Regions from separate parts of the Homo sapiens genome. Here all the other regions are linked to region 3. A link is a contact called in ENCODE Hi-C or POLR2A ChIA-PET data. All regions are on one chromosome and are shown on one strand. Each heading gives the region's core, a stretch centred on a gene start or an enhancer-like site at or near the end of the contact. The rest is flanking DNA. Distances are from core to core; before and after follow the strand shown. Region 1 has its middle 7.6 kb from the start of HTR1D. Region 2 has its middle 7.6 kb from the start of MDS2. Region 3 holds the start of TCEA3 (transcription elongation factor A3).

The links. A loop is a pair of places that touch in the nucleus more often than their neighbours do. ChIA-PET counts read pairs that join two places held with the same protein, here RNA polymerase II (POLR2A). Pooled maps may share reads with other maps.
Region 1: a map with no recorded cell type shows a loop between it and region 3 (2.2-fold over the local background). The contact joins the enhancer-like site here to the promoter of TCEA3 in region 3. A Hi-C loop is called at or near these places in 1 of 37 single-sample maps with no recorded cell type. POLR2A ChIA-PET finds 5 or more read pairs at or near these places in 2 of 52 experiments (HepG2 and common myeloid progenitor, CD34-positive).
Region 2: a pooled map shows a loop between it and region 3 (2.1-fold over the local background). The contact joins the enhancer-like site here to the promoter of TCEA3 in region 3. A Hi-C loop is called at or near these places in 1 of 50 pooled maps. POLR2A ChIA-PET finds 5 or more read pairs at or near these places in 4 of 52 experiments (B cell, CD4-positive, alpha-beta T cell, H1 and 1 more).

What each region holds. Positions count from the first base shown.
Region 1 is chr1:23,223,603-23,226,580 of GRCh38, reverse strand. No RefSeq gene overlaps it. Among named protein-coding and RNA genes, the nearest start is that of HTR1D, 7.6 kb to the right of the region's middle. Within about 2 kb of position 1,412, at least 3 of the 41 ENCODE cell types and tissues checked have a DNase peak (open chromatin) inside an H3K27ac peak, as active enhancers do.
Region 2 is chr1:23,618,322-23,621,229 of GRCh38, reverse strand. No RefSeq gene overlaps it. Among named protein-coding and RNA genes, the nearest start is that of MDS2, 7.6 kb to the left of the region's middle. RefSeq lists a silencer at 1,442-1,711 and enhancers at 1,217-1,717, 1,718-2,218. Within about 2 kb of position 1,634, at least 9 of the 41 ENCODE cell types and tissues checked have a DNase peak (open chromatin) inside an H3K27ac peak, as active enhancers do; they include B cell, where a contact is called at or near this core.
Region 3 is chr1:23,423,388-23,426,164 of GRCh38, reverse strand. TCEA3 (transcription elongation factor A3) reads left to right here and starts at 1,417. Exons shown (of 11, transcript NM_003196.3): 1 at 1,417-1,600. The coding sequence starts at 1,532. LOC124903875 (a long non-coding RNA gene) reads right to left here and starts at 1,299. Exons shown (of 3, transcript XR_007065535.1): 1 at 1,004-1,299.

The DNA of each region.
Region 1 (2,978 bases), core at 163-2,662, 200 kb after region 3:
TTGTAATGCACACCTGTAGTCCCAGCGACTTGGGAGGCTGAAGCAGGAGAATCGCTTGAATCTGGGAGGCTGAGGCAGGAGAATCGCTTGAATCCGGGAGACGGAGGTTGCAGTGAGCCGAGATCACCCACTCTAGCCGGGGTGACAGAGCAAGACTCTGTCTCAAAAAACAAAACAAAACAAAACAAACAAACAAAAAACTAGTGAACTTCTCAGAAATAGTCCTAATTTTTGTCTCCTCATCTTTTTCCCCACACCACTGCCTGGAGTCAGGACCCACACCTCTCGCGACAGCCTCCTGCCTGGACTCCCCCATTGCAGACCCTTGTCTTCCTGCATCCTATACCTGAGTTCTGGAGTTTTCTCCATATCACACACAAGTGTGGAGTAAACCTTTACTGTCTATTCAACCCCCTGATTTTTCTGGGGCACTTACTATGCACCTGGCCCATGCTAAACACTTGACCGGCATGGTTTCACATGCGCCTGCCAACACAGGTAAATACTTTTACTATGCTCATTTCGCAGATGAGCAGGGGAGGGAGGAGTTGGGTTGTGAACAAACTGGAAACCTCACACAGTCCTGTGAGGAAACTAATAAGCCTGCTTTATATTATTTTATTCATTCAGGAAATAATACTTACTGTGGGTCTAATGTGTGCAGGCCTCCTTCTAGGTCCGGGGGAACCGGGTATGGTGTGGTGCATGCCTGCAATCTCAGCACTTTGGGAGGCCCAGGTGAGAGAGTTTCACCATGTTGGCCAGGCTGGTCTCAAACTCGTGACCTCAAGTGATCCACCTGCCTCGGCCTCCCAAAGTGCTGGGATTACAGGTGTGAGCCACCATGCCCAGCCCACCATTGCCTTATTATTAATAAGAATAATTTTTTCTTTAACAGTGTGAGTGGGAACAATTGGGAATATCAAACTTTGCCTGTTTCCTTGACTGGTTTAAATGTCTTTTAATTTGCACCACAGAATCTAAAACTTACAAGTTCCTGTAGGAGAAGAATCTTGTTTTGGGATTAGACCAAAAGACCCTGTGAGCCGAACTTCTCTGGGGCAGTTTAAGCCCATCACAGTTCAATCTGAGTCCAAAGAGGCCCCTCCCTCCCTTCCCCTCGGCCACCGGCCTCAGCTCTGCCATCCCCTCGGATTCCTATTCCCCAGGCGAGGCAATCGAGCTCTTAATTAAATTCTCTCGTTAGAAGTCAAGCCCGAGGAAAACAAACAGCAAAACCTCTCCTGCGAGACTTGTCTCTTCCTGGCTCAGAGGCTCGATGCTGGAGATGGTATCACTGACTGCCCTTGGACACCCATCCCTTGCTGCTCCCCGGGAATTTCCTGTTGGCTCCTTCCCAGGCTCAGCCTCACCCCATCTGGCCCAGAGGAAATTGCAATGGGAGGTGAAAGGATGTTATCAGGCATTTCATTGCGTGTTTCATTTAGGGTTGAGTCTCTGGACTCTGGTCAAGGGGGGAGAACGGGGAAGGCTTCAAAGACAGAGAAGAGGCATGGCGAGAGGCACTGAGATATGGGCTGGGGGACACAAGGCACTTGTCCCCAAGGACAGCGGACATGTGATCACACACATACCACCCCCACACCTCCCCTGATTATACTCCAGTAGATGCAGGAACCATGGGGAACTGGAAAGAGCACTGGACTGGGAGTCAGGAAGCCCTGAGTTACTAACTCACTATGCAATTGTTTAATAGTAATCAGAGCAAAATGTATTGCGGGATTGTGTGCTAAGCGTTATGCTAAACCCCACACATGCTGGGTGTGGTGGCTCATGCCTGTAATCCTACACTTTGGGAAGCTGAGATGGGAGGATCTCTTGAGTCCAGGAGTTTGAGACCAGCTTGGGCATAGGGAGATCCTATTTCTACATAAAATTTAAAATTTAGCCAGTTGTGGTGGCATGTGCCTGTAGTCCCAGCTGCTTGGGAGGTTGAGGCAGGAGGATTGTTTGAGCCTAGGAGTTTGAGCCTGCAGTGAGCTATGATTGAGCCACTGCATTCCAGCTTGGATGACAGAGTAAAACCCCTTTGTTGCGGGAAGTCAGGGACCCCAAACAGAGGGACCGACTGGAGCCATGGCAGAAGAACATAAATTGTGAAGATTTCATTTTAATATTGACATATATCAGTTCCCAAAATTAAGAGTTTTATAATTTCTTATGCCTGTCTTTACTTCAATCTCTGAACATAAATTGTGAAGATTTCATTTTAATGTGGACATTTATCACTTCCCAAATAATACTCTTATAATTTCTTACGCCTGTCTTATTTTAATCTCTTAATCCTGTTATCTTCGTAAGCTGAGGATGTATGTCACCTCGGGACCACTGTGATAATTGTATCTAACTGTACAAATTGATGGTAAAACATGTATGTTTGAACAATATGAAATCAGTGCACCTTGAAAAAGAACAGAATAATAGCAATTTTTAGGGAACAAGGGAAGACAACCATAAGGTCTGCCTGCCTGCGGGGTCGGGCAAAAAGAGCCATATTTTTCTTCTTGCAGAGAGCCTATAAACGGATGTGCAAGTAGGAGAGCTATTGCTAAATTCTTTTCCCAGCAAGGAATATTGATAATTAATACTCTGGGAAAAGAATTGCGTTCCTGGGAGGAGGTCTATAAATGCCCACTCTGAGAGTGTCTGTCCTATGGACTGAAATATGCCCTGGTCCCCTGCAGTACTCTCAGGCTTATTAGGGTAGGAAAAAAACCCCACCCTGGTGAATTTGAGGTCAGACTGGTTCTCTGCTCTGAAACCCTGTTTTCTGTTGTTTAAGATGTTTATCAAGACAATATGTGCACAGCTGAACATAGACCCTCATCAGTAATTCTAATTTTGCCCTTTGCCTTGTCATCTTTGCTTTTGTCCTTGCCCTGTTTCCTCAGAAGCATGTGATCTTTGTTCTCTTTTTGCCCTTTGAAGCATGTGATCTTTGTGACCTACTCCCTGTT
Region 2 (2,908 bases), core at 385-2,884, 190 kb before region 3:
AGAGATTATGGAGTCCTGAACTAGGGGACCTGGGGTGCAGAGGGACAGGAAGACTAGGAAGAAGGGGACAGATTCTGGAGCAAAACTGGGGAGATAAAATGGATTGGATTGGAAAGCTGGATGAGGAGCTGAGGAGCAGACCTCACCTGGGACAATATCCAGGTGTGTTGCCCTGAGACAGAGAAACCAGAAGAGGCAGGTGGCAGGGGAGAGTGAGATGATGAGTTTGGAGCTGGTCAAGTTGAGTTGGATGCAGGGGAGTTGCCAAGCAGAGATGTCTAGGAGGTGCTGTGTTTATGAATCAGGGACTCAGGAAGGGCAGAGCTCAGCTTAAAGAAGGTAACTGGGAGTGGGTGAGTTGTCCTGGGAGGATGTAGAGGCTGCGCAGTAGGCCGAGGTGCCCATGACTGCGGAGGCAGGAGGAGGAAGGGCTGCGGGGGCCTGCAAGGGAGCTGCTAGCTAGATAGGAGGAAGACGAAGAAGGGGATCCAAACTTGCCCTGAAGTTGAGGGAGGTGACAGCTTGGAGGAGAAAGGTGAGGTCCACTCCAGAGTCAGGTGTCACAGAAGGGCTGAGAAGAGGTCACTGGATCTAGCCATCAGGGTTGTCCATGCCCTGGGCAGGAACATTTTCCTGGTGTGAGGGGGACTGGACTCTGGAGAAGCTCAACGGTGAAAAGTCTTTCTCAGTGCACCCAGGGTGAATCATGGCCCCTTCCCAGCCGAGGTCCATTCTGCCTGCTTCTTCATCCTGCCCCTCACACTCCATGGATGGTACTCCGTGCCTAGTCCTGGTTGGTCTATACACTCCAGGAGCAATCGCTAGGAATCACGATAAGTGTATTCTCCATTTGAGCCTTGTTTCAGTCAGTCCTGAGAGGTCTGTATTATTTTCACCCCCATTTTACAAATAAGCAGACTGAGGCTCTGCCCCACGTGCCCAAGACTGGGGATAGGTTTCATCCCTAACTTGTGGGTCGCATTTGAGAACAGGAAACCCACATCATCTGAACCTACAACATCCAGACTCGGTGGTTCTCAAACTTCAGCCTGCCTACAAATCACCTGAGATTCCTATGAATTCTGCTCTTGGGCCCCAAACTGCAGGAATTGATCGAGCAGGTGTGAAGCCGTATTTGGAGATGTGTGTTGTTAACCAGCACCCCAGGTGGTTCCCATGCAGGTGACCGAAGTCCACCCTTGAGGAAGCATTAACCCAACCCTGTGCGGCACAGAGGGTATTTCAGGCACTGGATTGGTCTGGACCCCAAGCAACCGGTTTCTGGCGATCAGTTAGGGCTCTGGCTGCAGCTGGGAGCGGATTGGGGCGGAGGGAGGCAGAGGGCGGTAATAAAGAAACAACAGGAAGCTCTGCTTTTATTAGCCCTGGGTAGTAGCAGCTGCAGGTGAGTAATCTGATTTCTGCGGCGTCCTGTTTTCTCCGCTGCCTGGCGGTTCCTCGACACCCACTCACCTGCCGCCAGCCACGGGAGAGAGGGCAGGGGGGAGGGAGGATGGGCGTGGGGCCCCGCCCGCCCAGGTCCCTCGCCCACGCCCACGCGGGCGCACCCGCCGCGCCGACGCCGCCACCGGCTGCGCACCTGCCGCGCTTGCTGCGGGGAAGCCAGGCTCTGCTGTGGCGGCGGCGGCGGCGGCGGCGGCTGGCGGGGAGGAGACGCGGACTCCCACTCGCGGCCCTATCGCTTGCTCCCCGCCTCCCCGCCAGAGCTGCGCCACCAGGCTCTGGGCGCGCTCCCATGATCGGAAGGCTGAGAGCCGTCTCCCAGCTCCACCCTTGACTTCTGAACCTCAGTTGCTGCTTCTGTCAAATGGGAGCACGTCCACCTACCAGTGCTAGACTGGAGAGATCAGGAAAGGGGTGCTAAAGTTACAAACTGTAAAGGGCTGTAGCGATCACCAAGGCATCGGAAGGAAACTGGCCAAGAAAGGCAAGTCTCTTAGCTTTGCTGGGCCTCGGTTTCCTTATCTGTAACATGGGAATGAGTAACCCTTCCTCATAAGCAGATGATGCTCGTGACGTGGATGGAACGCAGAGCAGGACAAGGGCAGTGGCTGCCGTGGGGTCATTATTACTGTTGCTGTTAGCCCAGGCCAGAATCTGCATTCCCTCTTCTTACTTGGATACCCCGGTTTTCCCTGGTTCTCAGCACACGTTTAGGAAATGGGGGGCTTGGATCACAAAAGGATTTTCAGGGTCAGGGGCTTGCCCAAGACTGGGGATTGGCTCCATCCCTAACTCTCTGAACCAAGCTTTCCATCTGTAAAATGGGGTTGACAACAACTTCCCTGAAACCCACAGACATATAAAGACCAATGAGAAACTCAGAAACACCTGGTAAACTGCGAAGTACTACCCACATGCAAAGACTGTAATTATTTCTTCCAGGTGCCTCTTTGCCCTAAAGAGTCAAGGATGAGTCAAGAACCAAATGAGATGAGCCAGGAGGATCCCTGTGAGAAGGGCCGGATGGCATTCCCCTTTACCCATGGAGCTCACTGCAGTGTGCAGCGATGGCCCAAGGGTGGAGAGGAAGGTCAGGCTGGGTCCTGCCCTTGGGGGCTCATGTCCCAGTTAGCCCACGACGCAAAGGCCCAGGTGTGATGGGAGCACAGAAGAGGGGGGAAGCCGACTCTCTGGGCAAGGGGGATCAGGCTGGTACAGGGGGTACTTCCCAGAGGAGTCAGCCTTGACGGGACTCTCTGAAAAATGGTTGTAGCTCAGGTGGGGAGAGGGGCAAGGCACGTGCTGGACAGAGACGGATTCCAGCAGAAAAGTCCAGAGACAAGAAAGGGGGTAGTGTGCTCAGGAAAAGGGCGTGAAACGTGACTGAAATGCAGGATGGGGAGAGGAAATGGATTCAAGATAAAGTCAAATTGGAGCCGGGCAT
Region 3 (2,777 bases), core at 168-2,667:
GCACAATTGTGTTTCCACCCCTCCACTAAGATGACTTCCAAACCCAACCCCACTGAGGGGATACTGGCCTGACCTGGCAGCCTTGCACCTGGATCAATATTTCTCAAAATTTGGTGCACTTAAGAATGAATCTCGGCGGGGTGCGGTGGCTCACGCCTGTAATCCCAGCACTTTGGGAGGCCGAGGCAGGCAGATCACGGGGTCAGGAGATCGAGACTATTCCGGATAACATGGTGAAACCCCATCTCTACTAAAAATACAAAAAAATTGGCCGGGCGTGGTGGCGGGCGCCTGTAGTCCCAGCTACTCAGGAGGCTGAGGCAGGAGAATGGTGTGAACCCGGGAGGCAGAGCTTGCAGTGAGCCGAGATCGTGGCACTGCACTCCAGCCTGGGCGACAGTGCGAGACTGCGTCTCAAAAAAAAAAAAAAAGAATCTCATCTGTAATTACAGCACTTTGGGAGGCCAAGGCAGGCGGATCGCTTGAGACCAGGAGTTCCAGACCAGCCTGGGCAACGTAGTAAGACCTAGTCTTTACAAAAAATTAAAAAATTAGCTGGGCATGATGGATGGCTCACGCCTGTAGTCCTAGCTACTCAGGAGGCTGAGGCAGAAAGGATCACTTGAGCTGGGGAAGTCGAGGCAGTGAGCCTGATTGCTCCACTCCACTCTGGCCTCAGCCACAGAGGGAGACCCTGTCTCAAAAAAATAAAAAGAATCTCCCCGATAAGCTCTCACTACTCGAGAGTGTAGTTCTGGGACCAGCAGCACCCCCAGCACATAGGAGCTTGTTAAAAATGCAAAGCCTTACTAACAAAACAGCCAGCAAAGGAAGTTTTAGGTAGACAGAGGCAAACAGGAGCCTGGATACACGTGGCATGCACAGGCCGTGTGCACGATGGAGTGAGTGCAGGTTAAAGCAGAGCTGGATTTAGTGATCTACACACACACACACACACACACACACACACACACACACACACACACACGGGATTCGAGCGCACCGAGTTGCCTCCACTTGGGCATAGGCGCGGAACTGTGTCCTCCCGCTTTGAGATGCAACGGTGCAGAGACGCGGGAGCCCAGAACGCTTCCCAGGGCCCCTGGGACACCCTCGGGCGCCCTCCGCGCCGCGACCGCCGCCTGTGGCCAGGTCACAGCCTCCCAGCTCGCCAGAGAGCCCTCCTTCCCAAATCTCTCTTCGGTCCCCCGGCGCCCCTGGAAGGGCCGGAGTTGGAGGGTCCCCTCTCTCAGCCTCGTCCCTCCCCTGAGGCCCGATCGGCCGGCGCGGGCAATCAGTGCCCGGGCAAGTCCTTGAAGTCTATATTTAGTGCCCGCCACCCCTCCCCCGCACAGTTGGGAGGCGGGCGGTGGGGGGGTGGGGGTGGGGAGAGCCCCGCCCCCGCCGGGCGTGTGTGTCGTGTGTGTTTGGGGCCCGCGCGGGTTGCGCGCCCTCCGCCTTCGCGCCTCCTGCCCCCGAGGCCCTACTGCTGCCCCTGTGCCCCTCGCCCCGCCGGGCGTCGCGGGCCAACATGGGCCAGGAAGAGGAGCTGCTGAGGATCGCCAAAAAGCTGGAGAAGATGGTGGCCAGGAAGAACACGGTGAGGCTGCAGAGTTTGGGCCACGGCCCCCGCCCCCGGGAGGCGCGGGCAAGCCCCGGATTCCGGGGTGGGGACGTACTGGCGGGGCGCCATGGGGGCGCGTACGGGACTCGGGGACCCGAGGGAGGAGCGGCTGGTGCAGGGCCCAAGGCCCCTTGGGGACCCTTGCTGAGCACCTCGAGGTGGGCGTGTGCGTGGCCCAGGACGCCAGGGGGATCGTGCGGGTCCCGGAGGCGCGACTTGTGCACGTCCCTTTGGACGTGTAGGGTTCACCCTGGGCAGCTAGTGCAGGGCCCAGGAAAGCGGGCGAAGAGAGCTGGACGTGGGAAAGGACTTTGGGAGTCCCAGGGCTTGGCGTGTGCAAAGCCCGGGGAGCGGCGGCGATGGCGGGGGCGGGGCGGGGGGCAAATCCGGGTGGCCCGAGAAGTGGCAGAGAAACTTGGGCTGACGGGGGTACTGAGCTGCATCCCTGCACCCCGGAGTGGGTCTGCGGGAGAGAAGTAAAAGGCCGTGGATCCTGCGACCCCACCGCTTGGTGCGTCAGGAGCGGTTCTTTTGGCAATTTTCCCTTTCCTTGGCCTTGGGGTGCGGCCCGGACGGGCGGGGGCCGAACAGGTGCGGGGGCCCGCGGGGCGGGGGAAGGGGGCCGGGCTGGAGGCCTGTGCAGCGAGGGCGAGGGCGGAGGGAGGAGCGGGCTCGGCGGGAGGTTGGGAGCAGGGCTGACAGCCCTACCGGAGGGTCCTGGCCAGAGCGCAGACCCAGCTGGAAGTTAATGTTTGATCTTCCCCGTGATCTTTGCCTGGGGCTGGCGGCCGACTGGTCGCCTGGCCAGAGCAAATTTGGCCTTGGGTCCTGGAGGGCCTGCGCTCACCCTGGGAGGGAAAAAAAGGGAGCCTGGTGAGCATGCCCTTCCCACCTCCCGTTCCTGTTCCAGGGTCCTCTTCCTCCCACCATCCGTAGCCATGTGCTGCAGCCACCTGCATTTCCAGGACACTTAGGAGCCTGGGAAAGGAAGAGACACTAAGGGAAGTTTTAGAGCCAGGAAGAGTAGCCAAGGCCCAGGGAAGGGTCACTGGAACCATGAAGTGGCAGGGAGCCCTAGAGTGGACACTGGGCAGTCATGAGTTGGTGTCCATATAAAGGCCAGAGCCTCAGTTTCTTCATCTGTAAGAAAGAG